7 separate regions of the Homo sapiens genome follow, and regions 1, 3, 4, 5, 6 and 7 are each linked to region 2. Evidence: chromatin loops called from intact Hi-C (ENCODE). Cell type or tissue: Caco-2. All regions are shown on one strand. Region 1 has its middle 42 kb from the start of HSD3B1. Region 2 holds the start of LOC124904388 (a long non-coding RNA gene). Region 3 has its middle 27 kb from the start of ZNF697. Region 4 has its middle 41 kb from the start of LINC01780. Region 5 overlaps LOC124904390 (a long non-coding RNA gene). Region 6 has its middle 13 kb from the start of LINC00622. Region 7 overlaps HAO2 (hydroxyacid oxidase 2).

Region 1 (4,000 bases), 74 kb before region 2:
ACAGGTGTTTTGCCTGCTGCTGAAAGAAGTTCTCATAATCAAGACTGCCTGCATATTTTACAGGGATCAGTGCAAAATGAAATGTGGGGTCCCATGGCAGCCCCTTAAGCCAAGCACAGGGCCTGGGTGATGGCACAGGCCATGTGCCCATGGAACTGCTCTGCTCAGGGCTACACCAGGGATTTGACAGACTCCAGCTGATGCAGGAAGGAGTTAGGTCTGGGCTCATGAGAAGGGTATTCCTACCTCAGTGGCCAGGGTTCATGCTAGGATGACAATAGTCCCACAGCCCACCTCATGCCCACACCTCTGTCACCAGTATCTGTTTAGGAAGAATGGCTGACTTTGCTAGTGCTGGTTCTTCCATTTCTTGAGGAAAGAGTCCGCTGTTCAATAGGGAGCTTCAGGTTTCCAGAACAGATTACTGACTGTTTTGGAGTCTGCAACTGACCCCAGTGCCCCCTGCTTTTGGGGACAGAGTGGCCAAGCCACTTTCTTCTGTTCATCTAGCCTTCCCCCTTCACTTCCTCATAATGAACCTATTTCATGCCTCAGATCACCGACTCCATTCCCTGCTCATTAGACTTGGGTGGCATCTTGGTCCATGATTAAAAAAAAAAAAAAAAAAAGGAAAAAAAATCCCTCCAAATTGCCACCAGAGTCTCTTGATGTCTCAAGAAGAACATGTAGCCAGAGATGTTGAGTGATCCTCACTTGAGTTGCCTAAGAGTGTGAGATTCTCTTCTGAATTTAATTTTTAAAACAAATTTTCTTTTTCTTATAGTATAAAAATGCTCTGGGCCTTGTGCCATTTCAGGTTTTGGATTTAATTCCCAGTCCCTTTATAACCTTGGCAGCTGGGCTTCACTTTCATCAGCCTTTCCATTTCCCTGCTTGTAGGCCTCTCACAACCCCACTCACTCTTCATATCACACAAATGAGTTCATTCTCAGCTCCATACACTCCGTGCGCCTTCTCTTTCTCCTGGATCTCTTTATGATGATCTAGCTTCTTCAGGTTCATGGACACCTTGAAAAGTCATCTGTGAATTCTTTCTTACTTTGTCATTCAAAGCATTCTGCTCCCTGACTGTCTATCCCTTCCTCTCTCCATTCTAACAGATGAGTTTACTTGTGTTTCATCCTTCCATCCATCCATCCCTCCATCAGCCCATGTGTCTATTTTGTGTCAGTCACTGGGGACAGAGAGATGACATGGTGAGTTACTGTCCTCAAGACACGGCAGTGTAGGGGTGCGGAACAGGATATATAAATGAAAAATCAGTGAGAGTGCAACTCGATATGCACAAGACACAGAGGCTGTAAAATGAGACATATTGGATAGTAAATAAGGAGCTGGGAAGGATGTGCTGGCAGGAGAGCTGGGCACCCTTTAAGCGGAAGGAACACCATGCACCGGCCTGGGTGGATATAAAAGCATGCTGCATGCAGGAAGCGCTGAGTTTGGAAAATTGTTGAGGCACAAAGTAGGAGAATCTGGGGACAGGGCAGGGATTGGTGAGAATTAGTCTGGAGTGTCAGGCAGGGCCCAGGGCTTCAGAGGCCCTCTATGTTCTGCTAAGGCTCTCAGGCTCGTCCTGACAGTCCTGGGGCTCCCCCTATTGGTTGGTTTTAAGGAAGGGAGTGACATGGTGAGACTAGTTTGGAGAGAACTCTGGCAACACTGCTGAGGATAGGTTTCATGGGTGATTCTCCAAGACAAGGAGGCCTGTTGGGGGTACGAGTAGGAATGATGTTACCAGGGAGGAAGACGACATATTCAAGAGGTGTTGTGGAGGTAAAGTTCGTAGCACTGAATGATAGGTGGGCGGAGTGGGGGGCTGCCATCCAGGTTTCTGGCTTGAGAAAGTGTGTGCTTGGGAATTCTGTGCCCACACCCAGTCCTGTCTAAACTAGCGGCCATTCTGTCTCAGGCCTGCCGCAGTTGCCCCTGTAGTCTGTTTTGTTACCAACACATAAATCAGGCCTTCATTTCTTACCTAAATTCTTCAAGTATCCTCTTCATCTCTTTCAGTCCATCCTACAACATGCTGCCAAGGTAATCTTCCAGGGACAGCTGAACAATGCCCATTGCAGAGTGAATGATGTCCCAGCTTTTAGCATCACCATCAATATTCATTGCTAAAGGAGACATTCGTTTCCTGTAGAGTCCAATTTTTGAGAGAAGATGAGCCATGTTATATGTGAAGTAATTGAATGTCAAGTCTTCTTTAAGGGGGTGTGGGGCACAGAATTCCTACTCTGAGGGCAATGAAGGAAGCAGGCACGGTGTCTCCAGGGATGACCCCAGGTGATCCTGCCTGTGCCCATCATTTTTTTCAGGTGTATCTTCCATGTCTCCCCTGGCCTTGGGCTTTCTGGTCTGGTCTCATTGCTGCTTAAAATGGACCCCTTTCTCACCTGGGTCTTTGCAGACTGCATTGCCTCTGCCTGGAATAATTTCACTCACATTCCTGTCTGTTGAAATCCTACCCATCTTTTGATATCCAGCCAAAATGCAAGGACCCCATGAGTCCCCTGTGGGAATGGATCCTTCAGAAGCATTTTCCTTTCTATGGCACTCTGCATATTTACTATGCACAGCACCTAACATGTCTTGTATTTTATCTCCCCCACTGGACCACTAGATTGGGAGCAGAAATGGAAAATCAGAGCTCTTAATCCTGGGTCCAGCCTGTGAATGTGTTTTGTTAGTTTGCATGTTTTTTCCCCACCAAATTTAATTTATTAAAAAATTATAACCTATGTTAAATATACAGAAAAGGTGACAATACGATATAATAATGTATATTTGGGACTTTTCACCAAGAATGAACAGATTTGCTGCTGACATCTCACCACCTACTTTTTAAGAAATAAAATATTACACATACATTTTGAATACTAGCCCACGCATTCCTCTCTTGGAGCAGGTCTTTGAGCTGTTTTTTAAAATTTAGAGTTAGTTGCTAATATTTAGAAATCAAGAGATTTCACATAAAAGTTGGCCTCTGGCTACTTTCCTGCCAGTTCTCAGCAGGCCATCACGGGTTCCCAGCCCCATCCTGGCCCTCAGAGCCTGGCTCTCAGGTGGTGGAAACTTTTGTCAAGTACCTGAGCTCCTCATCTGCCCTCCATACATGCTTCCCAGCAGACGGGAGGCCTCCTTATGCCCCTCGTCTTCCTCTGCACCACTGCCCATGCTGTGCCCCCTGTCTGGACCCAGGAATTCAAGGCCTCATTTAAGTCCCGCTGGTTCCTGTGGCTTTTCCCAGTGACCAGCTCAGCTCCATTGTCTGTATTCATATACACCTAGCCCTTAAGCCGGTGGCTGAGAACTTACCTGTGTTTTCATTCATTCCCTTGCCAGGTACCCTGCAGAGCCACCTAGATGGAGGAAAGGGACCCAAAAATCCCCACTGGGTCAGGCTTCCTTGCTCTTCCCTCCGAGACTTGCTGCCTCCGTGTGGTGCATGGCGTGAGGTTCAGCGAGGCTTGCTTGGTGCAGGAGCTCTGCCTGCCTGGCACCCACAGTTGTAAGAAGGGATGGCACATTTTGTTGGCCACAACACTCCGAGGCCTTTGTGCTTGTCCAGTTGAGACTGCTGGCCCATCCAATTTCTTCCTCTCTTTCTGTGATCACCCCTCACTGCCCATTGGAGGTATAATCTTTCCCATCACTTCTCTGTGAACATTGCCCTCATTGGTCAATAGGAGTGGGGTTTCACTAGGCTGAAAAACCAGGGGGAAAGGCTCTTGTCCCAGATTCCACCACCCTCCTATCCTTCCCATGCTATTTGTCATAAACATATGGATGGTGGGCATGCCTTACAAGAGCTGGAGAGGTGCTGGCTCTTGCATTTTGTTCAGTGGATGGGGCAAGAGGGGTGTTCCATTTTTCACTTTACCCCACTGCCTAGGGCCATTCCACCCTGATGCTGGTGCTGATCACCTGTCCCTTGGTGCTTTGAGGTTAATCATCTGTAAATTTTCTGTGTAAG
Region 2 (4,000 bases):
TGTCTAAACTAGTGGCCATTCTGCCTCAGGCCTACCTCGGTTGCCCCTGTCTTCCATTTTGTTACCAACATATAAATCAGGCCTTCATTTCTTACCTAGATTCTTGAAGTATCCTCAGCATCTCTTTCAGTCCATCCTACGAAATACTGCCATCATAATCTTCCAGGGACAGCTGAACAATTCCCATTGCATAGTGAATGATGTCCCATCTTTTAGTATCACCATCAATATTTACAGCTAGAGGAGACATTCTTTTTCCTTGGAGTCCAATTTTTGAGAGAAGATGAGGCATATTATATGTGAAGTAATTGAATGTCAAGTGGTCTTTAAGAGGGGTCACAGAATTCCTACTCTGAAGGCAACTGAAGGAAGGAGGCAGGGTGTCTCCAGGGGTGATCATGAGTGATCATGGTCTGTGCCCATCATTTTTTTCCAGGTGCATCTTCCACTTCTCCCCTGGCCTTGTGCTCTCTGGTCTGGTTTCATTGTTGCCTAAAAGTGACCCCTTTTCCCACCTGGGTCTTTGCAGACTGCATTGCCTCTGCCTGGAATACTTTCACTCACATTCCTGTCTGTTGAAATCCTACCCATCTTTTGATATCCAGTCCAAATGCAAGAACCCCATGAATGCCCAGGGGAATGGATCCTCCAGAAGCACTATCCTCTCTTATGACACCGCACATTTACTGTGCACAGCATCTAACATGTCTCGTATTTTATCTCCCCCACTGGACCGCTAGACCAGGAGCAGAAGTGGAAAATCGGAGGCCTTAAGCCTGGGGTCAACCTTTGAATGTGTTTTGTTAATTTGCATATTTTTCCCTCACAGAATTTAATTTTTTTAAAAAATCATGACCTGTGTTAAACATACAGAAAAACTGAGAATATTATATAATAATGTATATTTGGGACTTATCACCAAGAATGAACAGATTTGCTGCTGACACCTCGCCACCCACTTTTTAAGATACAAAATGTTACACATACAGTTTGAACACTAGCCCACATATCCCTCCCCTGGAGCTGGTCTTCACACTGCTTTTTCAAATTTAGGGTTAGTCACTAATATTTAGAAATGAAAAGATTTCACATAAGAGTTGGACTTTGGCCACTTTTCTGCAAGATCTCTCTAGGCCACTGTGGGCTCCCCACTCCATCCCTGGCCTGGGAGCCTGCCTGTCGGGTCCATGGCTGAGTCTTGCACCTGAGCTCCTCATCTGCCCTCTGTACACGTTTCCCAGAAGGCGGGTGGGCATCCTCATGTCCCTCATCCTCCTCTTCACCACTGCCCAAACTGTGCCCCCTGCCTTGGAACCAGGAATCCAAGGCCTCCTTCAAGCCCCACTGGCTCCTGTGGCTTTTCCCAGTGACTTCAGCTCAGCTCCATTCTCTGTACTCACATATACCTAAACCCTTAAGCTGGTGGCTGAGCACTTGCCTGTGTTTTCATTCATTCCTTTGCCAGGTACCCTGCAGAGCCACCCCGGTGGAGAAAAGACACCTAAAAGTCCGTGCTGGGTCAGGTTTCCTTCCTTGTTCTTCCCTCTGAGACTTTGCTGCCGCTGTGTGGTGAGTCTCGTGAGGTGCAGCAGAGTTTGGTGCAGGAGCTCCGCCAGCCTCACACCCTCAGGTATAAGAAGTGATGGCACATTTTGTTGGCCACAACACAACAAGGCCTTATTGCTTGTTCAGTTGAGAATCCTGGCCCATCCGATTCCCTCGTCTCTTTCTTTAAGCAACCCTTGCTGCCCGTTGAAAATATGTCCTTTTCTTTACCTTCCCTGTGAAAAGTGCCCTGGTGGTTTTATAGGCGTGGGGTTTCGCAAGGCTGAAAAACCAGGGGGAAGGGCTCTTTCCTCAGATTCCACCACTCTCCTTTTCTTCCCATTCTATTTGACATTAACATACGGATGGTGTGCATGCCTTTCAAGAGCTGGACAGATGCTGGCTCTTGCATTTTGTGCAGTGGCCGGGGAAGGATGGGTGTTCCATTTTCCACGTTACCCCACTGCCTGGGGCCACACCCCCTGATGCTAGTGCTGATCATCTGTCCCTTGTGGTTTTGACGATGGTGGAAACCTGTTCATCTGGGCCAGAATATGGTTTCCTTTACTCTACAGGATGAACACTGAAACTAATTCCTTTGTGGTAATCAAATTCAACTGATTAATGATCTGTAAATTTCCTCTGTAAGAAAGAAGTCATCTTGATGTTGTGTATTACTCTAATCATGCTGTGATACATCCAGGTCCAGAGGAGATAGCTTCCCCTCCCCACACTGTTGACCCACAGCAACCTCCTCACCTGCTTCCGCTCAATTCTGTCCCTGATGCCCCTGACAGTGTTTCTTTTGACTGTGTTTTTGTTGGTTGCTTAATAACTATGTCATCATTGAAGTCCCCAAACTTATATTGATTGGCCTCATCTCTTCATGGAAATTGAGACAAATGAGAGGACCAGTGATTAAAGGGGAGATAGAGAGAAGAAAGTGGCTAAGGAGATGGAAGAATGAAGGAAGAACAGATGTAATTTAAAATGAAAAAGAGAAAGGAGAGAGAGACCATTAAATCTGGGGATATGGGATAGTAGACTTCTACTTTGAGGCTGAATAGAAGGTATATTTTGGGGAAAGTTCACACTTGTTTTCTTTACTTGCCCAGGAACCCATGATGTGGCTTCATTGGGTGATTGGAAGGGTGAAATGCAGGGTTATGAATAACCAGAATGATCAACACACATATAGCCAGGTGTGTTCTACAGACCTTCAAGGAAATTGGCACTGAAGGTGGAGGCTGGATGCATTTTTGCTTCTCTCTGCCCTGCTCAGGGCCATTTGCTAAGGCATGCAAACCCTTCCAGATACTCCTCGAGGATTCTCCTGGATTCTAGAGAGTCCCCTGCAAGGGACTGGGCAAGAAGGAGGTAATCCAAGGTAGCCGGGGCTCTCCCATAAATCGGCACCCCATGCTTCAGTGCTCTGCTGTACCACGGACAAGACCAGTTCAGGCTGTGTAATTGGGTGGAAAGATAAGGACTTTCAAGGCCAACTCCCTCATAGCAGGCCTAGTCACTAATCAGTGTGACTGTGCACAAGTTTCCTTGCTAATAAAATGGAAATTGTCACTCTACCTCATAGATTTCTGATGAGTATTAAATGAGATAATATATGTCATATGTAGGTTATGTTGTACATGTGTGAAACATAGTAGAGCTTATTCATTCAGTCTTCATCCGCCCTCCCTGACCCTCCCACTACTCTGCCCACCTCCTAACCCCTGTTTCAGCCTACTCTTCTAAATGAGAGATGGTGATACCTGGAAATGTAAAAGAAAGGAGAAAAGTATGTATTAACAGTAACCACACTTTTCTCCACTTTAAGCATTAAATCATTTATTACTCTTTTCATTGAACTCTGTGAAGAAATAGGAGATTTAAAAGAAAAGAAATCCCTTCTCATTTAAGAGGGGAAATGGAGCTATAGTAGTCGAAAGAGACCCTCAAGTTAAAAGAGATCCCAAATTGTTCAGAATCAGGCCACGAGATTTGGTAACAGCAAATCACCTTGTGTGTCCTCTGGCATGTGATTAGGACAGAAAGCTTTTGGTTAGGCCACTGACTGCACAGGTTTTGATGGCACAGGAAGATAATAAGTTGGCTATTGTGTGAAAGGGAGGCAACAGGATCTGGGCTTGTGCCCTTGTCACCTTCTGTATGAAGCCAGGAGGATGGAGCTTGATGACATCGCCTAACAATACCCACATGCACATCTCTGTCATCCTTAAATCACTGAGTCTTGGACTTTAGGGTCTCCTTGTTCCAGTCCACAAGGGAACCAACCCACTCCATGGTTTTCTGCTGGGCTTCCTCCCAGCTGTAAATTGGCTTATACGCCAGATCTCGCTGAGCCTTCTTGTAAGAGAAGGTGACCATGCTGTTGGACAATGTCACTGTGTGGCAGTTGAAGGGAGGTCAATAGGTATAAATTGACCTGAGCAGGAAG
Region 3 (4,000 bases), 200 kb before region 2:
AAATCTTCTTTTTTTAATTTTTTAATTTTTTTATTCTTGAGACAGAGTCTCATTCTATCACTTACACTGGAGTGCAGTGCCAAGAATATGGCTCATTGAAGCCCCAACCTTCTGGGTTAAGCAATCCTCTCACTTCAGCCTCCCAAGTAGCTGGGACCGCAGACCCACGCCACTACACTCAGCTAATTTTTTAAATTTTGTAGAGACGGGGTCTTGCTATGTTGCTCAGGCTGGTCTCCAAGTCCTGGGCTCAAGTGATCCTCCTACTTTGGCCTCCCAAGGTGCTGGGATTACAGGCATTAGCCACTACACTCAGTCCAGAGAGCCTCTTTGATGGGTTACTAATTGTTGGCCATAAACACAAGTGCTTTTTGGCCCATGGAGTGTTTCAAAAGTAATTGGAGCCAATATTGGCTCCAAACTAAGGGATTTCACAAGATAATAAAGATTTCTATTTCTTTTGAAAAGACTGAAAACATTGCAACACTGGCCTCTAGTGCCCACTTGGGACCACTCAGTGACAGCAGTCCCCCTTAGAAGGTGATGAGTTTGCAGACTATCCTGGGGCCCACTCTTAGGAGACTAGGGATTGTGTTATTGGGGAATTGAGAGGAGCAGAGCTGAAAGACAGGAAAGAGGCCGGGCGCAGTGGCTCACGCCTGTAATCCCAGCACTCTGGGAGGCCGAGGCGGGCGGATCACAAGGTCAGGAGATCAAGACCATCCTAGCTAACACAGTGAAACCCCGTCTCTACTAAAAATATAAAAAATTAGCCGGGCGTGGTGGCGGGCGCCTGTAGTCCCAGCTACTCGGGAGGCTGAGGCAGGAGAATGGTGTGAACTCGGGAGGTGGAGCTTGCAGTGAGCCGAGATCGCATCACTGCACTGCAGCCTGAGTGACAGAGCGAGACCCCGTCTCAAAAAAAAAAAAAAAAAGAAAGGCAGGAAAGAATCGCTGAGATTTTTTAAAGCAGAAAAAAAGGGGTAAAGAGGAAGTACGTAAGTTTACTTTGGGGTCTGGCCAGTGTACTTTCTGTTTTACCCAGGGAAGTGTCAAATTACATATTAGAGCCTTTGTGTACCTCATGGCACCTCATTTGGGCAGAGGGCCGAGTCCACTCCTAGCAGAAATTCAGTAGGCTCCAGGAAAATTCTACTGGGCTCCCTGTGTGTCCTTGGGGAGCCTGTTGGGAATCTCCAACGCTCTTTGGCCTGGAGTTAGTTTTATTTCTCAGTCCGGCATTGCACTCACCCTTCACAATCAGGACAGCTTATTCCTGCTTTTCAGCTCCTTCTTCCCAATGCCAATTCATACCTGACTTCAATATTCACTCCCAGCTTCTAATGGACCAATGTTTACTACTTCAACAAACAGACTCTGGTTACCTATAATGTGTCAACTGCACAAAGTGCTGGGGCATTGAAGACAAGACATGATCCTGCCGGACAGAGGCATAGTGTGACTAAAATGTTTGTGGGGAAGGCTGACCATCTGATTGGGTGATGGAAATCTGTCCACCAGATGGCGCTCAAGAGATTCCAGTGTAACAAAACAACTAGAGAAAAATTAAAAAGGGAAATTTGCCCCGTGGAAGAATAAATAGCACTATGACTTCTATTTCACGTGTACTTTTATGTTCTATTAAGCACCTAACAGTTACATTCTCCAAACCCCTGGATTCTGGGTATCATGTTCAGACAGGGAGGAACACAAGCTTCCACACCCGGCCTCCCTCCCCTTCGACCACCCGTAATCTCCGAAGACAGAGCACCGCCCCGTGAGACTAGGAAAGAACTGGCTATTGGTGAGATGTGCTCTCGGGAGGAAATTCCTCCATTTGAATGAAGGGCTGATTCTTACCTGAGTTCCCTCCCAACTGGGTGTCCTTGGGAAGGGAGGTCTCTCCTGTCCTAGATTCTGTGGCACTGCTCTCTCCCTATCTGCTCATCTTCTGTGTAATTTGATTAGAAATATTTATTTTTTTATGTGCAAGCTCTTCCAACTGTTTATAGCTTTTCACATTTTTTTCTGAATATAATAAGCTCGTTACAAGAAATGCGAATAGATTAAAAATTTAGAAAAAGTATAATTCCTCTATAATTCAACTCTTGGAGATATCCACTGTTGAAAGTTTGGTGTATATTCATCTAGAACAGGGTTTCTTAATCTCAGACCTGTTGGTATTTGCGGCCAGCAAATTCTTTGGAAAGCTGCCCTGTGGATTGTAGAATGATAAGCAGCAACCCTGGCCTCTGCCCACTAGAGGCCAGTAGTAGCCTCACCACCACCACCACCACCGCCTAGTTGTGACAACCAATAATGCATCCAGACATTGCCAAATGGTTTCATATTACACATACGTTCGGGCAACTGGCTTTTCAACTTACATTTTTGTTGTTGTTGTTGTATCTTAACAATAGATTTTGGTCATCTTTCCATTTCAGAACATCTGGACCGATTACATCCTTCAGTCTATTGTATCATGATTTATTTAACCTGGTATCTTCTATGGATGATCATTTGGATCATTTTTAATTTTCTTACTTTTACAAATGTAGCTTGGTGAAAAAAAATATTTAAAACCCAAACTGTCTGTAGCCACTTGTAAGGGAAGAAGAAAGGCATATTTCATAGCAGAGGGAAAACAAGTATCCATATTGCTTCCTTTTACTTGTAAATCTTGGTGGGTAAAAGAGAAAAGGAAGTCTGAAATGTGGAAACCTCCACCCATTTTCTGTACTGTTAAAGCTTGAGGCCAAATTAATGGTCCCTCCAGTAGTCTAGATGTTATCAAAGCTTTAGACATGCAAAGAAGGTCCAGGAATGGAGAGGGTTAGAAAGCAGAATTGTTCTGCATACCGAGAGACAAAGTAGCAAACAAACGGAAGGAGCGGTGTTTGCCTGTTTCTGCTTGCCAGGGTAATTTTACAAAGCCCCTGATTGTGAGGCCTGCAGCTCTCCAGAAAGATACTTTGACAAAACAGGATAGAGCACATCCCCCATGCCTCTTGTCTGAGTCACTATATTTCTTAAAAGTTAATTGACCCTAGCTAGCCCTTGCCTTTTCTTACACACGATAACATCTCATGGGCTTAGTCACTATGCTTCTACTACCTATAACCAAATGTGCTTTAGTAAACTGTAATCAAATGTACTCTTGCACCCAAACATAGATGTGATTTTGCATATACTTAACCTCCACCACCTACCTACCAATGGGCTGAAACACTGCTTTAGAGGAGTCCGACAGACCTCTCTGAAAGACTCCTCCTGGGCTATGGGCCTCAGTCTATAGTCCTCAGTAAGGACTGTGAATAAAACTTATTTTAATTCTTTAAAAGCTTGATTTTATTCCCCTTGGGTATTTTGACTGTCTCTAAATAGTCCATGGGAAAGCAAATCCTGAAAACACAGAACTGATAAAATGTCAGGAAATGCTTGAGGTGGAGAGAGAAGGTCAAGTGACAAGCAGGATACCAGAGCCCATGGAGAAATGTGGCCAGTGAGAAATTCTTCATGGGAAAGAGGACAAGAGGACAAAGGGCCTTTATGTATGAGAAAGTCTAATATTAATTTTTGAATGAGTCAGTTTGTGTGGTTGTAAAAAATCCACATTCAGATGGCTTGGGAGGTGTTTTTGTTGTTCTGCTTTGTCTTGTTTTATCTTGAAAAGATAGGTAAGGAAAGGGTATTGAATTTCACATGTACATTGGTTCAAGTCAAAAAGACAAGACAGGCTAAAAGAGGTGAGATGCAAGTGGGCTTGAGACAGAACCAGAGCTCTGAGCAAGATAGAAAGAACTGTGAGAAAATAAAACTGCCATAACTCACAGAAATCACAGGGAGGGCAATGTACATCTGACAGGGTTAGGATTCCCAGGTGAACTTCATTTAAATCTCAAGGCATAGGGTGACTGTTGGCTACTGACTCACGCAAATGGCACCGCTATGACATCCTTCCTGAACGTACACCTTTAAGTTTTTGTACAACTTTTTTTTA
Region 4 (4,000 bases), 190 kb after region 2:
ATACTTTATTTATTTATTTTTTTAAGAGACAGGGTCTATCTCTGTCACCCAGGCTAGAGTGCCATGGCATGATTATAGCTCACTGTAACCTCAAACTCCTGGAATCAAGGGATTCTCCTGCCTCAGCTTCCCAAATAGCTGGGACTAGAGGTGCACACCACTGCACCTGGCTAATTTTTAAATTTTTTGTAGAGACAGGGTCTCATTATGTTGCCAGTCTGGTCTTGAACTTTTGGACTCAAGGGATCTTCCTGCCTCAGCCTCCCAAAGTGCTGTGATTACAGGTGTGAGTCACTGTGCCTGGGCTTTTAAAAAATATATTTCTTTTGAAAAATGTTTATTTTTGTAGAGATAGAGTCTATGTTGCTCAGGCTGGACTCAAACTCTTGGCCTCAAGTGATCTTCCCACCTCTGTCTCACAAAGTGCTGGGATTACAGGGTAAGCCACCATCTCTGGACATGATAATACTCCCTTAATGGCTTCTAGCTGTTCATGAAATAAAGATTAAACTGCTTAGCTTGACCTTCAATGTCCCCTAACCGTGCCCCTGTCTAACTTCATTTCTCACCACTTCTACCCTCATCTTCATCCTCAGGGTATCTTGGCACTGCTTTAGTTTCTCTACCTTAGGATCTTTGTACATGCTGTTCCGTCTGGAATGCTTTCCTCCATCTGACCCTGTCCACCTCCTCTTTGCCTAATAACTAACTTCTTTTCCTTTACATCTCAGCTGAAATGGTCCTTCCTCCAGGAAGGCCTTCCCTGAACATTCCATGCCCAACTTGATCAGCCCCCCATTACATTCCTTCATAGATGCCTACACTTTTACTTCCTAGAACTTGCTGCCATTTATAAATATATACTCATATGATTTTATTGATTAATGTCTATTTTTTCTCTACTAGAATGCATGTTGCCTAAAGTCAAGAACTATGTCTGTTTTGCTCACTATTTTCTTCCCAGGGCTTATTATGGTGCCAATTGCTCAATATATATTTGTTGGTAGAATAAAAGGAAAGATGGGTGGATGACAGATAAATGCAAAGGAGAAATATGTGACCTTTCCTATCCTGGCCTGATTTGCCTTTCCCAGCTCCATTTCCCATACTCTCTGCCTTGATTTTTCAAGGTTCCTCTATGTCTCTTGCATTCCAGTCACCTAAAGCTACTAAACTATTATTAAGATGACACTGTGTTTACTGCCTCTGCTGCTGTTTAGCAAGACAAAAATGCCTTGATATGTTATATCAGTTGTTGCTATGAAGATGATTCTAGTGTCACAATAAAAACAGAATTATAGTCTGTTTAAGGGAACAACCAATAAATAAGGAAGAGATTTTGGTTTAGAAAACCGAAGACACCCAGGAGCAATGGTGGCTGTTTGAATGCTTGAAGGACTGTTATTAAGATGACTAGACTAATTCCCTACAATATAGAGATTAGACCCAGAAACAAAAAGTGGAAGATACAGGGAAACAAATTTTGGCTTGATAGAAAGCAAGAATTGTGTGATAAACATATGTGGCAGAAAAGGAAATGGGTTGCTTCGAGTGCTGGTGACTCCATATACCTAGAGGTGCTTCAGCTGAGGTTAGATGGTCACTTTGAGATAGTTGGATTTGCTCATCTCCAGGTCTGCTTACACACATTCTGCCTGTGGAGTGATGTTTCTATTAAACCAGCATCTGAACCGGACACTACAAGAAATCTAGAGATGGCGGTAGGACCCAATCAGTAACTTAAATACTGAGGCCTTTTACTTCAAAATTTTACAAAGGGCTTAGATAAAATTGAGAAGTAATCTCTGGGCAGGCGGAAACCAATATAGACTCATGACATTACAGAATGCTCTCTCCTTTTTTTTTCCTTTTTAACCTATCAAGGAACCCAGTTCTCATGCGAAGGTTACACATGCTTCCAGACAACTCAGCACGCATCTTTTTCAAAGATTTTGGCTCCACCTAGTGGTTTGACTAGGTGTTTTGCACACCGTGGGTTCAGGGGTGGGGCTGTAGTGGAGGGTCGGGGGACCTCCTGTTGCTGGAATAGGTTTCCATACTCCTTGACTGGATCCTTCTCCCCAGTCTTGCTCTGTTGATTAAGAACTAGTTGACTGGAGTTGGTGATAGTACCACTCCACTTTGCACCTCTAAGAGGTTTGTCCTCCAGGTCCGTATTAACCCACATGGTATTAGCAAGGAAAAAACTTTAGAGGTCATTTTTTCTACTTACTGCTCCTCAAACTATGCCTTATGGAGACCAAAGTGTTCCAGAGAGGTGTTTTGGGAGTCATTGCAGGGTGTGAAGTAAGAAAGGCTGAGCTGTAGGCCAGGCGCGGTGTCTCAGGCCTGCAATCCAAGTGCTTTGGGAGGCCGAGGCGGGTGGATCACTTGAGGTCAGGAGTTCAAGACCAGCCTGGCCAACATGGTGAAACCTCCATCTCTACTAAAAATACAAAAAATAGCCAGGTGCAGTGGCATGCACCTGTAGTCCCAGCTACTCAGGAGGCTGAGGCAGAAGAATCGCTTGAATCTGGGAGACAGAGATTGCTTTGAGCCAAGATCACACTGCACTGCAGCCTGGGAGACAGAGCCAGACTCCATCTTAAAAAAAAAAAAAGCTGAGCTGTCAGGGATGGTAACATGGTTACCATGTTTTTCTGCTCCACTTCAGAATAAATTGAACTAAAATCTTTTCCATCTTGATAACATTTTTATTAGAGTAAACAGTTTAAGAAATGTTGAGCCAGGTGTGTCCAATATGCCTGTGTATGGTTTTATTCCTCAATAATAGAGGGTATTCTTAGAATATAATCATGTAAGATATAAAGGGATAATAGGAAAAAGGAAGTAAGTGTTCTAGGTCAGTACTCTATAGTTGCTTTACTGTTGATGTTATAGGACCAACAGTTTCATATGCCCCCTGTGCAGTAACAGATTAAATACGCTGAGACAGCAGGATTTGCAGTAGAAAAAGAGTTTAACGATCTCAGGGCACTGCACAAGGAGGTGGAAGGAGACTCTGAAATCCATCTCCATGAGGAGTCCTTGGCTAGGGTTTTAAGGGGATTATGGAGGGTGAGGGGCTGGAAACTTGAGGCTGTTGATTGGTTGGGGCAAGCAGGGATGAAAACATTAGGATGTGGAAACTGCCTTGTTTGGTGAGTCAGCTCCTCTTGGGATCCTTCAGACCAGCTGAGTCAGTAGTTTCATCAGTACACAGAAACTGAAGGAATATCTCAACTGGAAAATGTAATGTTTCATAATATTCAAGTCATTATCTATAGAACAGTTCAGGAGAACTATAATCTAGGGTCTACCTGATTCTAGCACAGTAGGCACCAAACAACTGTAAGGAAGCAGGTCCGAGAGCAGGCTTCCCTCATGAGTAATGCGGAATGTGCTGCAAGCTTGTTTATTTTTGTTTATCTCCCTCCCTTCTTCCCTGATTAATTTTATAAAGTTTATAGGGAAGATTTCAGTGATTGAACACCAATAATGTAATGCTTTTATATTTAATAATAAACTATTAACAATTATCTTTGGGTTTTGGTCTCACTACTCAGGAGGCTCCTAATCCAAGTACATTTAGCCAAATGTCACCCAGATTTCCTATGCTAGTGTCCAAATCAGCACCTCAACTTGTCATTAATCACAGGCAAAGAAGTCTATAGAAGGTGATGACAATTATTACAATGAATGGTGTAGTGAAAATGTGTATTTCAGTTATTTATTTATTTATTTATTGTATGTTAACTGTGAATTGTAACTGAAAGAAGGTATGGAGCACAAAATTCCTGCCCAGTGAGGAGAATTTCATGATAATTCTTTGACTACATAAGAAATAAGCAGATTTCATGGTTCTCTGGGGAGACTAAGAACACATAGTTTGAGGAGAACACACAGAAGCACTTTCTCATAATCAACATAACTCCTTGGAAGATTTTATTTCTGCACTATGATCATATGAGATTAGATATTAGATACATCTTAAAAGTCA
Region 5 (4,000 bases), 190 kb before region 2:
TCTTTAGATAGCTCAGTAGACCTCTGAACCTCAATTACAGACAAGGCTCTAGTCCTTTCTAACCAGCAAATACATCACCTGAGCCTCTTGTATCCAGGACTTTACCAGTTTTGGAACTCAAAGTCCCACGAGCCCCTCAGTCCCAAGCAAATCAGGATGATTGGTCACCCTACTAATCTGGTTTCTGGGTCCCAGAATGGGCCCCACCAGAGACAGCTGGACATCTACTTCATTTTTCCCAAATCTCCATGGCAGTTAGGAGGCTTATGTGCCCAGAGCACACACAGGACCTTCAGGAACAGTGTTGCTCATGTCCACATGCAAGTCTATTGGTAAGGCCTGGACAAGCAAATTAAGAAACTGAGAATTAGAAAAAAAAAAAAAAATGAACTTGGACCCACAATCAGTTGAAGATTCTAACCTAAATGTGGCAAACCTAATTCTTCCTGGTCAACATATTTAGCCAACACATCTAACATTTCTAGCCAGTTCTTGTCTTCTGGCTTTCCAGTTAGGTCCTTACATAAAGACAAGGCTCACAGGGAAGTCAGCCCTATGATAAGGATTATCAGAGATCAGCAACAGAGGGAGGCAACTGGACACTGAATATCCTGGAGATCCATCAAGGAGAGAGCCCAATTCTTTAGAATGGGTGTCAACCAAGGAGAGAAAATTCTCATTCTAATGGGCTGCAGAGTGAAGTAAATAAGAGATTGATCCAGTAAAATTGCATTCAAGTTGGAAATTTGTTTTGTCATTAAAGCAGAAGAATAATGAAATACTAGCTAGCCCGTTGTTCTTAGATAACACTCTGTGAGTAGTGTTGATCTTAATGGTCCTTAAACATGTTCAGGTGAAAAATAGGCTGAGGTGAAAGTGCTCTTCACCAAAAATAAAACAAAATAAAAATTTGATAAAATACTGCTATGTTAAATGTTCACTAAAAGAATATATTAGTGCTCACACTAGATTTAGTATAAGTAAATGGTAAACAATTATAGATAGAACTGAGAAAATTTTCCCATTAACTTTTTTTTCCCTGGAGAAATGCCATTATTTGATTCAAATTCAGTTAAAAAAATTATGGTTTACAGAATAAGTAGAGGCTGAGTTTGAGAACTACTGCTTTAAGGAACAAGACTCCTTAGGAGTTGTACTTGGGTTTGCTTCAGATCTGTCTGTTTTCTTAAGCTAATAGAATACTTCCTACTACAGTCTTGGTGCTCTTAATTTACCTTACAAATTCTATTATTTATACAGTTCAAGGAGGAATCAGATGGCCAATTTATTGAGGTTTCACTCTGTGGAACAAAAGCTAGTTTCCCCTTCCTCAACATGGTCGGGCTTACTTCTTATTCTCATGCTTCTAGTATTCGCAGGCGATGACAGAGGGCTCCTGGGTGACTGTGTATACTTGCTGCAATGCAGAGCCCAGGGATGTGGTCCCACAGCCAACAAGCCTCATTCAGCAACTAAGGAGGTGATTTATTGGCGGGGGGAGAGGGGATGAAGAAGAGCCAGTTGCAAATGAGTGTCCTGTGACTCTAAAGGACGATGTTGTTGGTAAAGAGCCATGAAGGTCATCCTGTTGGCTAGCTTGGCTTACCAGCTGGAGGGCTGCTGTGCCTAGAGCTTAGCAAGCTCAGTTACAACTCTTTTGCAGTGGGAGAGGCTTCAGTGAGAAAGGCTGATGATATCTTACTGTATTTCAGCGTGATATGGTGTTGACAACAGGTCCTACATAAAATTGTGGGGCCTGGCAAAGCATCCCACTATTGGCCCTGGTAAGCCTTCTCCACTGTGTCCCACCTCCAACACCTAGCCTGCTCTCTCTAAATTGCTTTGACTTATGAAGTGCAGACTTGGCCCAATTTGTAACTACTTCTTTTTCAATTTCCTCAGGAGCAAAATTATCTCACAATGCAGTTGTTGACCAAATGAGGTAACACAACCAGGCATGGTGGCTCATGCCTATAATCCTAACACTTTGGGAGGCCAAGATGGAAGGATGCTTGAGGTCAGGAGTTGGAGACCAGCCTGGGCAACACAGCGAGACTTCGTCTCTACTAAAAATAAAAATTTATCTAGGCATAGTGGTGCACACCTGTAGTCCCAGCTACTCAGGAGGCTGAGGCAGGAGGATCAATTGAGCCCAGGAGTTCAAGGCTGCAGTGAGCCATGATCATGCCATTGCACTTCATCCTGGAGGACAGAATGAGACCCTGTCTCCAAAAAAAAAAAAAAAAAAAAAAAAAAAAAAGAGAGAGAGAGAGAGAGAGGTAGCATGAGAGGCTTGGAAAGAGTAAGTTAACTCTTTCCAACTGCTCACAAGTTAAATTCATCTTGGTTAATCCTAGTTGGAGTAGTGAAACAGAATTCAACTGTGTTTCGTAAACCTCCATGAGGGGGCTCCCTTTCATTCCAAATTCAGTGTGTGGAGTTCAGTGCTTTTTTCTTATAGCCTTAAGTGAAGGGATGGAACAGAGCACGTTGCCTCATATCCCCTCAGCCCAGAAATTGGACATGGTTCTCACTTAAGATTATGACTAGCAAAGGTCCTTTTTCTGTATGCCTTTAGCAAATAATCCTCTTAAGAACCTCAAAAACTCTGTCAGTTTTGAAATCCATTTTTATGGGGCAATATTATGGCCGCACCACAGACAAACAAGTGATAATACATGCATAAGTCTCAACTACAACAGAGTGTGGGAATGGAGATAGAAGCCACTTCATGAGGGGACAAAAGAAATTGTCAAAGGTTGGAATGCTTATGGAAAATCTATTTTGTGCTAGGTGTTTTATAGATGTTTAATTTAATCTTCTGTAACAGAGATTGGTAAACTGTGGCCCAAAGATCAAATTCAGCTAGCTGACTTTTTGTAAATAAAGTCTTATTGGAACACAGGCTTGCTAATTTTTGTTGACGTATTGTCAATGTGCTTTCACCATACAATGGCAGAGACTGCATGGTCCATAGACTAAAATCTTTACAATCTGGCTCATTACAGAAAAGGTTTGCTGATCCCTGCTCTATAGCTGTGTGAGATGGGAAGTATTTACATTTTAGGGATGAATAAACTGAAACTCAGAGAAATTAAGTAGCCCAAAGTCACACTGCTAATAAATGGCAGAGCTAGAATTTGACTCAGGCTGACCTTATTTCCAAAGCTCTCACTCTTTCTGCTATTGTTGCACACAAACCTCCCCAGTTTATTAAGTGCCTATGTAGGCCTGGTGTTTTACGTTGAATCTTATTTATTTTAATGAATTCAAACTGCTGTGCATTGTTTTCAAGGATCTGCACAATCCAATTTCAGCTTGACTTTCCTGCCCCATCTCCTACTCCTCCCCTAGTGGGCCTAGCTAAAGTCAACCTGGTGCTGTTGCTGTTCCCAAACACACCTTTCACTTCCTCTCTCTGTGATTCATTTCATGATTCCACTACCCAAAAATAAACAGCTCTCTCAGTTTTCAGAACCGGCCTTCTTCCAGGAATCCTACCTTGACCACCCGCTGAGAAGTGCTCTCTCTCCCTCTTCTGACATGAAGAGCAGTTATTCTTCCTGGTGGTTTAGTGCTGATCATATGCTGCCTTCGATTATCTTTTTACAGGCATGTCTTATCTTCCAAAGGAGGCTGTAAATTTCCTGAGTGTGAGGACTGTGCACACTCCTCTCCACACCCTGGTAGAGTGTGTCATCTGCATTGGTGTTGTATAATGGTAGGTCAATTTGATGAATGAACACTCTTCCATTGAAATAAACCTGGCTTGCCCTTCCACACAACTCAACATGTAACCGAAAGCACAAGACCAGCACCTGGATGTGGGGTATAATGCGTGATGAAATGAAGAAAAATGCAGGAAAAAGTGTAAGGAAATAAGCATCTCACCTCTATTTTTAACTCTTTAACCTGCAGGGTAAAAAAAAAAAATGTAGCATTAGCTTTCCTTTCAGCCATGTGAGCTAACAGTGCCTTTCCTAGGACAGCAAAGTGATTT
Region 6 (4,000 bases), 140 kb before region 2:
TATGCACAAAGCATGGAGGCTGTAAAAAGAGATGCTTTGGATGGTGAATAAGGAGCTGGGAAGGATGCACTGGCAGGAGAGCTTGGCACCCTCTAAGCCGAAGGAACGCAGTGCACTGGCCTGGGTAGATGTAAAAGCATGCTGCATGCAGGAAGCGCTGAGTTTGGAAAGTTGTTGAGGCACAAAGTAGGAGAATCTGGGGATAGGGCAGGGATTGATGAGAATTAGTCTGGAGTGTCAGGCAGGGCTCAGGTCTTCAGAGGCCCTCTGTTATGCTAAGGCTCACAGGCTCACCCTGACAGTCCTGGGGCTCCCCCTCGTGGTTGGTTTTAAGAAAGGGCGTGACATGGTGAGACTAGTTTGGAGAGAACTCTGGCAACACTGCTGAGGATAGGTTTCATGGGTGACTCTCCAAGACAAGGAGGCCTGTTGGGGGTACGAGTAGGAATGATGTTACCAGGGAGGAAGATGACACATTCAAGAGGTGTTGTGGAGGTAAAGTTGGTAGCGCTGAATGATAGGTGGGCGGAGTGGGGGGCTGCCATCCAGGTTTCTGGCTTGAGAAAGTGTGTGCTTGGGAATTCTGTGCCAATACCCAGTCCTGTCTAAACTAGCGGCCATTCTATCTCAGGCCTGCCGCAGTTGCCCCTGTATTCTGTTTTGTTACCAACCCATAAATCAGGCCTTCGTTTCTTACCTAGATTCTTCAAGTATCCTCTTCATCTCTTTCAGTCCATCCTACAACGTGCTGCCAAGGTAATCTTCCAGGGACAGCTGAACAATTCCCATTGCAGAGTGAATGATGTCCCAGCTTTTAGCATCACCATCAATATTCATAGCTAGAGGAGACATTCTTTTCCCATAGATTCCAATTTTTGAGAGAACATGAGGCATGTTGTATGTGTGGAGTAATTGAATGTCAAGTTGTCTTTTTTTTTTTTTTTTTTTTTTTTTTTGAGACAGAGTCTCACTCTGTTACCCAGGCTGGAGTACAATAGTGCAGTCTTGGCTCACTGAAACCTCAGCCTCCTGGATTCAAGCAATTCTCCTGCCTCAGACTCCCAAGTAGCTGGGATTACAGGCGCCAACACCTTGCCTGGCTAATTTTTTGTATTTTTAGTAGAGACGGGCTTTCGCCATGTTGGCCAGGCTGGTCTCGAACCCCTGACCTCAGGTGATCCATCTGCCTCAGCCTCCCAAGGTGCTGGGATTACAGGCGTGAACCACTGTGCCCAGCCCAAGTCGTCTTTAATGGGGACACAGAACTCCTACTCTGAGGTCAGTGAAGGAAGCAGGCAGGTCGTCTCCAGGGGTGGCCCCGGGTGATCCTGTGTGTGCCCATCATGTCTTTCCAGGTGTATCTTCCATTTCTGCCTTGGCGTGGTGCTCTCTGGTCTGGTCTCATTGTTCCCTAAAAGTGACCCCTTTCCCACCTGGGTCTTTGCAGACTCCATTGTCTCCACCTGGAATACTTTCCCTCACATTCCTGTCTGTTGAAATCCTACCCATCTTCTGATATTTAGCCCAAATGCAAGGACTCCATGAATCCCCTATGGGAATGGATCTCCCGGAAGCATTTTCCTTTCTTATGGCACTCTTCACATTTACTGTGCACTGCACCTAACACGTCTCCTATTTTATCTCCCGCACTGGACCACTAGACTGGGAGCAGAAGTGGAAAATCGGAGGCCTTAATCCTGGGGCCAGGCTGTGAGTGTGTTTTCTTAGTTTGCATATTTGTTCCCCACCAAATTTAATTTATTAAAAAATTATAACCTATGTTAAACATACAGGAAAGCTGAGAGTATGATATAATAATGTATATTTGGGACTTATCGCCAAGAATGAATAGATTTGCTGCTGACACCTCGCCACCCACTTTTTAAGATATAAATTATTGCACATACAGTTGGAACACTAGCCCACACATCCCTCTCCTGGAGCAGATCTTCACACTGCTTTTTCAAATTTAGAGTTAGTCACTAATATTTAGAAATCACGGGATTTCACATCATAATGGTCACTTTCCTGCCGGTTCTCACCAGTCCATCACAGGCTCTGGCCCATCCTGGCCCTTGGAACCTGCCTGTCTAGTCTGTGGCTTAGTCTGGCACCCGAGCTCTCTCATCTGCCCTCTGTACATGCTTTCCAGAAGGCGAGGGGCCTCCTCATGCCCCTCCATCCTCCTCTGCACCACTGCTCGGTCTGTGCCCACTGCCTGGACTGAGGAATTCAAGGCCTCATTCAAGCCCCACTGGCTCCTGTGGCTTTTCCCAGTGACTTCGGCTCAGCTCCATTCTCAGTACTCATATACACCTAGCCCTTAAGCCGGTGGTTGAGCATTTGCCTGTGCTTTTATTCAATCCTTTGTCAGGTACCCTGCAGAGCCACCCAGGTGGAGAAAAAGGACCCAAAAATCCCGGCCAGGTCAGGCTTCCTTGTTCTTCCCTCTTAGCCTTTGCTGCCCCCGTGTGGTGCACCACGTGAGGTGCAGCGGGGCTTGGTGCAGGAGCTTTACCTGCTTGGCACTCTCAGGTGTAAGAAGGGATGGCAAATTTTGTTGGCCACAACACTGCGAGGCGTTTGTGCTTGTTCAGTTGAGACTGTTGACTCATCCGGCCCCCTCGTCTCTTTCTTTGAACTCCCCTCGCTGCCCGTCGGAGATCTGTCATTTTCCTTCATTTCCCTGTGAAAATTGCCCTGGTGGTTTCCTAAGTGTAGGGTTTCACTAGGCTGAAAAACCAGGGGAAGGGCTCTTGTCCCTGATTCCACCACCCTCCGTTGATTCCCGTGGTACTTGGCATTAACATATGGATCGTGCGCACGCCTTACAAGAGCTGGAGAGATGCTGGCTCTTGCATTTTGTGCGGTGGCTGGGGAAGGAGGGGTGTTGCATTTTTCACCTTACCCCACTGCCTGGAGCCACTCGCCCCTGATGCTAGTGCTGATCATCTGTTCCTTGGGGTTTTGAAGGTGGTGGAAACCTGTTCATCTGGGCCAGAATGTGGTTCCCTTTTCTCTTCAGAATGAACACTGAAACTAACTCCATTGTGGTAATCAAATTCAACTGATTAATGATCTGTAAATTTCCTGTGTAAGAAAGAAGTCATTTTGATGTTGGATGTGACTCTCATCATGGCTGTGATACACAAAGGTCCAGAGGGAGACAGCTTCCATCTCCACACTCTGGACCCATAGCAACCTCCTCACCTGCTTCAGTTCAACTCTGTCCCTGACGCCCCTGACAGTGTTTCTTTTGAGTGTGTTTTCATTGATTGGTTAATGACTGTGTCATCACTGAAGTCCCCAAACTTGTCTTGATTGGCCTCCTCTCTTCAGGGAAATTGAGAAGAATGAGAGAACCAGTGATTAAAGAGGAGATGGAGGGAAGAAAGAGCCTAAGGATATGGAAGAATAAAGGAAGAAAGTATGTGATTTAAAGAAGAGGAGAAAGGAGAGAGAGAGGCAGTTAAATCTGGGGATGTGGGATAATAGACTTCTAATTTTGGGCTGAGTAGAAGGTATATTTTGGGAGAAGTTCACACTTGTTTTCTTTACTTGCCCAGGAACCCATGGTGTGGCTCATTGTGTGATTTGAAAGGGTGAAATGCAGGGTTATGTATGATCAGAATGGCCAACACACATATAGCCAGGAGTGTTCTAGAGACCTTCTAGGAAATTGGCACCGAAGCTGGTAGAGGCTGAATGCGTTTTTGTTTCTTTCAGCCCTGCTCGGGGCCATTAGGAAAGGCGTGCAATCTCTTTCAGATGCCCCTCAGGGATTCTCCTGGGTTCTAGAGAATCCCCTGCGTGCGACTGGGCAAGAAAGAGGTAACCCAAAAAAGCTGGGGCCCTCCAAAGTATCAGCACCCCATGCTCCAGTGTTCTGCTGTACCACTGACAAGACCAGTTCAGGCTGTGTGATTCCGTGGAAAGATAAGGACTTTCAAGGTCAACTGCCTTTTAGAAGGCCTAGCCATTAATCAGTTAGTGTGACTGT
Region 7 (4,000 bases), 100 kb after region 2:
ACTTTAAGGTACACTTGCTTGGTGCTATAGGATGGTGTCCTTCCAGAACCTCTGGCCTAGTTCTTTAGGAACTTATGCCAAGTTTCCCAATGGAATGTCAGATAATATCAAGGCTACATTTTACGGGCCTAGTTTGAGAGATTAGACTGTTCAAAGTTGGCTGAAAATGCTGTAATCAGTCTTCCCCTCAAGGATAGTGGATACAAAGGGTATAGCCATCACCATGGCATTGTCAACAACAGCACTGTCAGGGGAGAGGCTGAAGCTAGAGGAGACCCTGAGAATGAAAGAGGTGATGGGAGAGGAGAAGGGTCCCAGAGCTGATGGAGACTAGGAGAGCCATGTGCAGATGGCAGTGTTGGGTTCAGGGAAGACATGAATCAATGGCACTGGAAAATGCTCCTGTGACTGAGGCAGATGAGCCCCCAGCATGGGGAAGAGAGGGCAGGGGGAAGAATTTGGATGCCCAGGAACAGCAGGTCAGCCCTCAGAGTAAAAAGGGAACTGAGTGTTTCTAACATTGCAGTGATCTGAGGAATCAAGGATGGCATTTGTATGGGAGTGAGGGGAAAAGAAGCCAGTCCAGTTCAGATCTGGCAAGGATTAATTCCTGGTGCCTGTCAGCCCAGAATCAGCTCTGGCTTCTTCCCTGAGCTCTCACACATTGTGAATCAAGGATGCAGGAGCCTTCTGAACCATAATGGCCCTTTTTTTGTTTGTTTTATTCTGATTTATATAATAATCTCTCCTTTTTAGGCTGCCACTCCTCAACCACTCTCATTAGCCTTTTTTTGTTTCTACTAATGAAAATTCCCTTCTCAACCTGTAAGCATGTTCTACCATGAGGAGTATGATGCTTGAGTTCTTCAGAGTGGCTTCTTTAGTCATGATAGGGAGTGACTCATATCTTTGCTTTACTCTAGGAGCTTTGTGTGTCACGGATTGAAAGAGTTTTTGAGATTTGCCGTGGTGGGGCATGTTTATGTTAAGGACATGCTCACTCTGAAGTTATTGTGACCTAATTAGGCAATTACCTACCATTGTCCTGCCTCCCACACATCCTGCCTATTGAGGATTGGAAGACTATGAGAATAACTTGCTTGATGGAGCCAAGAAGGACCCTAGAGAGACAGAGAGATGTGCACAAGTTTGGCAGCACAGCTAATAAATGAACTCAGGTCTTCTGTCTCTGCATTTAGGGTTCTTTCTGAAATACGATATGACTCTTGAAATTGCTTCTGGATAGCCTGGCAATATAACTTAGAATTAGCTTCTCCTTACATGAGAATTAGCTTCTCAGCACAGACCCAAGATTTCTAGAGACTCAACTCATCTACACTAGATTTTATCATTCCACCTTCACCTCTACTCCTTCTGACCCTGCTTAGCCATGCCAGTAAAAGGAGCTCCACTTGAAGTTGGAATACGGAATAAACTTTTGCTTCATCCAGTCAGTGGAGTGGTGTGTGTGGCAGCCTGAGAGGCAGGCTGCTTCAAGAGAGATAGCTACTAACACTTATTTGAACAGTGGCAGGCTACATGTCTTCGCTCCAAGTCTCAGTTTCCTCATTTGAGAAAATATACATTTTTGTGTATTTCAGCTTAATCCATGATAGATTTGAAGCCACCTGAAATTAAAAGCTGAGCTGAGGTCCTTCAAGTACTCATATTCTGTGCTTTCTTTGCCCATAAACACAGGGAGCTGTTTAGATGAGGTCATATGAACATTCTAGTTCAGCATTTACTTCATGGCAATAAAGTATAGAACAGGGAACCAGCACAATATTTAGACATATTTGCCAACAACAAACAGCTGGGTGCTCAAGCCTGCCTTTGCTCCTCCTCCCCAGCCTGGAGGTCTTTCTTTTCAAGAACTTTTCTGGTCCCGTGGCACCACCTTATGGTTTCAGTGGATAACTACTTGACCAGTCTTGTCACTATTCCCTTTTACAAGAGGTACGGCCTGTCACACCAGCTGTTTTTCCTGTTCTCAGACCAGGTAATTGAAATCCGTTTTACTACACAGATGTGCCTCTTCCTCCTTTCTCGATTTCTCCAAACTATTGAGTGCCTTTCTCAGGGAAATCTTTCTCACGCCTTCTTCTCTTTTCCTAATCTCTCCCATCTCATTTCCTTTTTCATTTGCAAACCAAAAATAATTGTGCTATGTAGTCCCTTATGTCAAGAAGAACAAAGTGAAACAATTTTGAAGTCGCATTAGACCTAGCAAAGAACTTCAAAAACCTTTGAAAATACCCTCAAAGGCATCTTAACATTTCTTACTTACATTTCCACTGAATTATCTCTTCCTCTAATTAAGCCTACTTTTCTTCATCAGTTGCATATACAAGAAATTTTTAAAAATGATTTATTACACAGTTTTCTTAGTTTTCAGTTTTGGTTAATGACCAGCAATACAATAACATTGCTTTACAGTAATTTGCATTGCAAATATGCCAGATCTTCTGCTATTTTGTGTATCAAGTGGGTATTTTCAGTCACCTGGGAATCCAACCGCTATTTTAATAGCATTCTTTTGTGGGAAAATCTGTTCTGAGTTTCAAACAAATGCCCTCCAAGTAGAGTTTTGGAACCCAGCCATATTGTAAACTGTGTGCTGTCCATAGAGCGTTGAACATAGTTTAGGGCATACTGGGAGACATTGATCCAAATGTTTATATAGTGTTTTGAAAGATAAGGACTTTCTTATTCTTTCAAACAGTGGAATAATTTGATTATGCAAAGAGCCCTGGAGGCAGCATGATGGTTCCTTAATATGAATAATAATAACGACAATAATATTGCAACCATTTTTCAAGTACTCCATGATGTACCATGCACTGTGTAAATTGCTTTACATGCATGACTGTTTTAATCCTTGTGGAAATGTTCAACACAAATATTATCATCCCCATTTCACGGGTGAGAAACCTGAAGTTCAAGAGGTTAAAATACTTTGTTCAATATTACATATCTAGTAATGTGTCACGATTCCAGTGGCCTGGCTCTTAAGCACTATAGAAAGAAGAAAATGGGCACAGCCAAGTGTGGTTTATGGAATGACAGAGTTGGCACGGACCTTAGAGGATTAAAATGTCATGGACATATGCAACTTTGCTTTCTTCCCTCAAAAAATCATAACTCAATCAGAAAGTTAAAAAAAATCTTAATTATTCAGCCAATCACTAAAAAATAACTTCTTATGTTTAAATCTGTCTTAACAGTCTACAGAGCACTCTTCTATACGTTATTCCATTTGGTGCTTACAACAATCCAGTGGGCAATCAGAGAGTGTATGTATGAGCCCCATGTTATAGATAAAAACATTAAAGCTCGGATAATTCACGTGAGTATCCAAGCTAATGCAACAGAAATGGCAAAGCCTGACCTGGAATCCTTCTGACTTGTTTCCAATGTCTTTGAGCCAGTATGGAGTGTTACTGGTATGGGGGAGACATTTAAGTCTCTGTTCTGAATGGTCAGAGAGTTGCATAAAATGAGCTTGGTCAATTCCCACAAAATCCAGGCCATTGGGAAAGGAGTTCTATGTGACACTGTGAGATCACTGCACCTGCCTCTTCATCTGCTCAACAAGGATAGAATGTGCAAAACAGACATCAGAATTCACACAAAGCTCCAAAACAGGCTCTGACGTCTACTCTGTCCACTAGTGACTTCAGGTCTTGCAGGTGTACCTATATCTCACAGTGGCAATCACTGGGTTGTAGCAGGAGAGAGAGGAGAAAAGGCAGAGCAGTTGGGGATGGAAGAGCCCAGCTATGGAGTGCAGTTTTTTCTCTCTTTGCCTTCCTCCTGGCTTCTCTGTCTACGGCAACTACCCAGACTGTGTTTCTGAAGGCCATTGCTTTCCACCGATCAACTGTGCCCAAGGAACTAATGACTGAGGGAGTCAGTGGAGTAGAGAAGACAGACTATATTATAAGCTTTGGCACTTGGCAAACATAGGCTGAAATCTCAGCTCTACTACTGGCTCACCACG

What was found. Hi-C counts contacts between places; a loop is a spot of excess contacts. Peaks named below come from ENCODE experiments on the same cell type or tissue, not always from the same donor. Only the 100,000 strongest peaks of a DNase experiment are listed, where the experiment ranks them.
Region 1: a loop joins it to region 2, with 4 times the contacts of the local background. A loop is called at or near these places in 8 of 110 quality-filtered maps.
Region 3: a loop joins it to region 2, with 6 times the contacts of the local background. A loop is called at or near these places in 8 of 110 quality-filtered maps.
Region 4: a loop joins it to region 2, with 23 times the contacts of the local background. A loop is called at or near these places in 5 of 110 quality-filtered maps.
Region 5: a loop joins it to region 2, with 6 times the contacts of the local background. A loop is called at or near these places in 8 of 110 quality-filtered maps.
Region 6: a loop joins it to region 2, with 13 times the contacts of the local background. A loop is called at or near these places in 5 of 110 quality-filtered maps.
Region 7: a loop joins it to region 2, with 16 times the contacts of the local background. A loop is called at or near these places in 6 of 110 quality-filtered maps.

What each region holds. Positions count from the first base shown.
Region 1 is chr1:119,547,437-119,551,436 of GRCh38, reverse strand. No RefSeq gene overlaps it. Among named protein-coding and RNA genes, the nearest start is that of HSD3B1, 42 kb to the right of the region's middle. RefSeq lists an enhancer at 1,457-1,751. In Caco-2, no CTCF peak of the experiment used is centred here; a DNase peak (open chromatin) is centred at 1,606.
Region 2 is chr1:119,473,587-119,477,586 of GRCh38, reverse strand. It overlaps LOC124904388 (a long non-coding RNA gene), which reads left to right and starts at 1,062. Exons shown (of 2, transcript XR_007066503.1): 1 at 1,062-1,630; 2 at 2,661-3,126. It also overlaps the pseudogene HSD3BP1. In Caco-2, a CTCF peak has its summit at 1,578; a DNase peak (open chromatin) is centred at 1,556.
Region 3 is chr1:119,673,262-119,677,261 of GRCh38, reverse strand. No RefSeq gene overlaps it. Among named protein-coding and RNA genes, the nearest start is that of ZNF697, 27 kb to the right of the region's middle. RefSeq lists an enhancer at 1,135-1,636. In Caco-2, a CTCF peak has its summit at 1,560 (motif pointing right); DNase peaks (open chromatin) are centred at 1,501 and 1,771; H3K4me3 peaks cover 273 bases.
Region 4 is chr1:119,284,763-119,288,762 of GRCh38, reverse strand. No RefSeq gene overlaps it. Among named protein-coding and RNA genes, the nearest start is that of LINC01780, 41 kb to the left of the region's middle. In Caco-2, CTCF peaks have their summits at 1,773 and 1,974 (motif pointing left); a DNase peak (open chromatin) is centred at 1,952.
Region 5 is chr1:119,661,770-119,665,769 of GRCh38, reverse strand. The region is part of intron 1 of LOC124904390 (a long non-coding RNA gene); the gene reads right to left. Among named protein-coding and RNA genes, the nearest start is that of ZNF697, 16 kb to the right of the region's middle. RefSeq lists an enhancer at 3,273-3,322. In Caco-2, CTCF peaks have their summits at 2,171 and 2,428; no DNase peak of the experiment used is centred here.
Region 6 is chr1:119,610,264-119,614,263 of GRCh38, reverse strand. No RefSeq gene overlaps it. Among named protein-coding and RNA genes, the nearest start is that of LINC00622, 13 kb to the right of the region's middle. In Caco-2, CTCF peaks have their summits at 342 (motif pointing left) and 2,486 (motif pointing left); DNase peaks (open chromatin) are centred at 313 and 2,443.
Region 7 is chr1:119,370,601-119,374,600 of GRCh38, reverse strand. The region is part of intron 1 of HAO2 (hydroxyacid oxidase 2); the gene reads right to left. Among named protein-coding and RNA genes, the nearest start is that of HAO2-IT1, 3.7 kb to the right of the region's middle. In Caco-2, a CTCF peak has its summit at 1,916; a DNase peak (open chromatin) is centred at 1,890.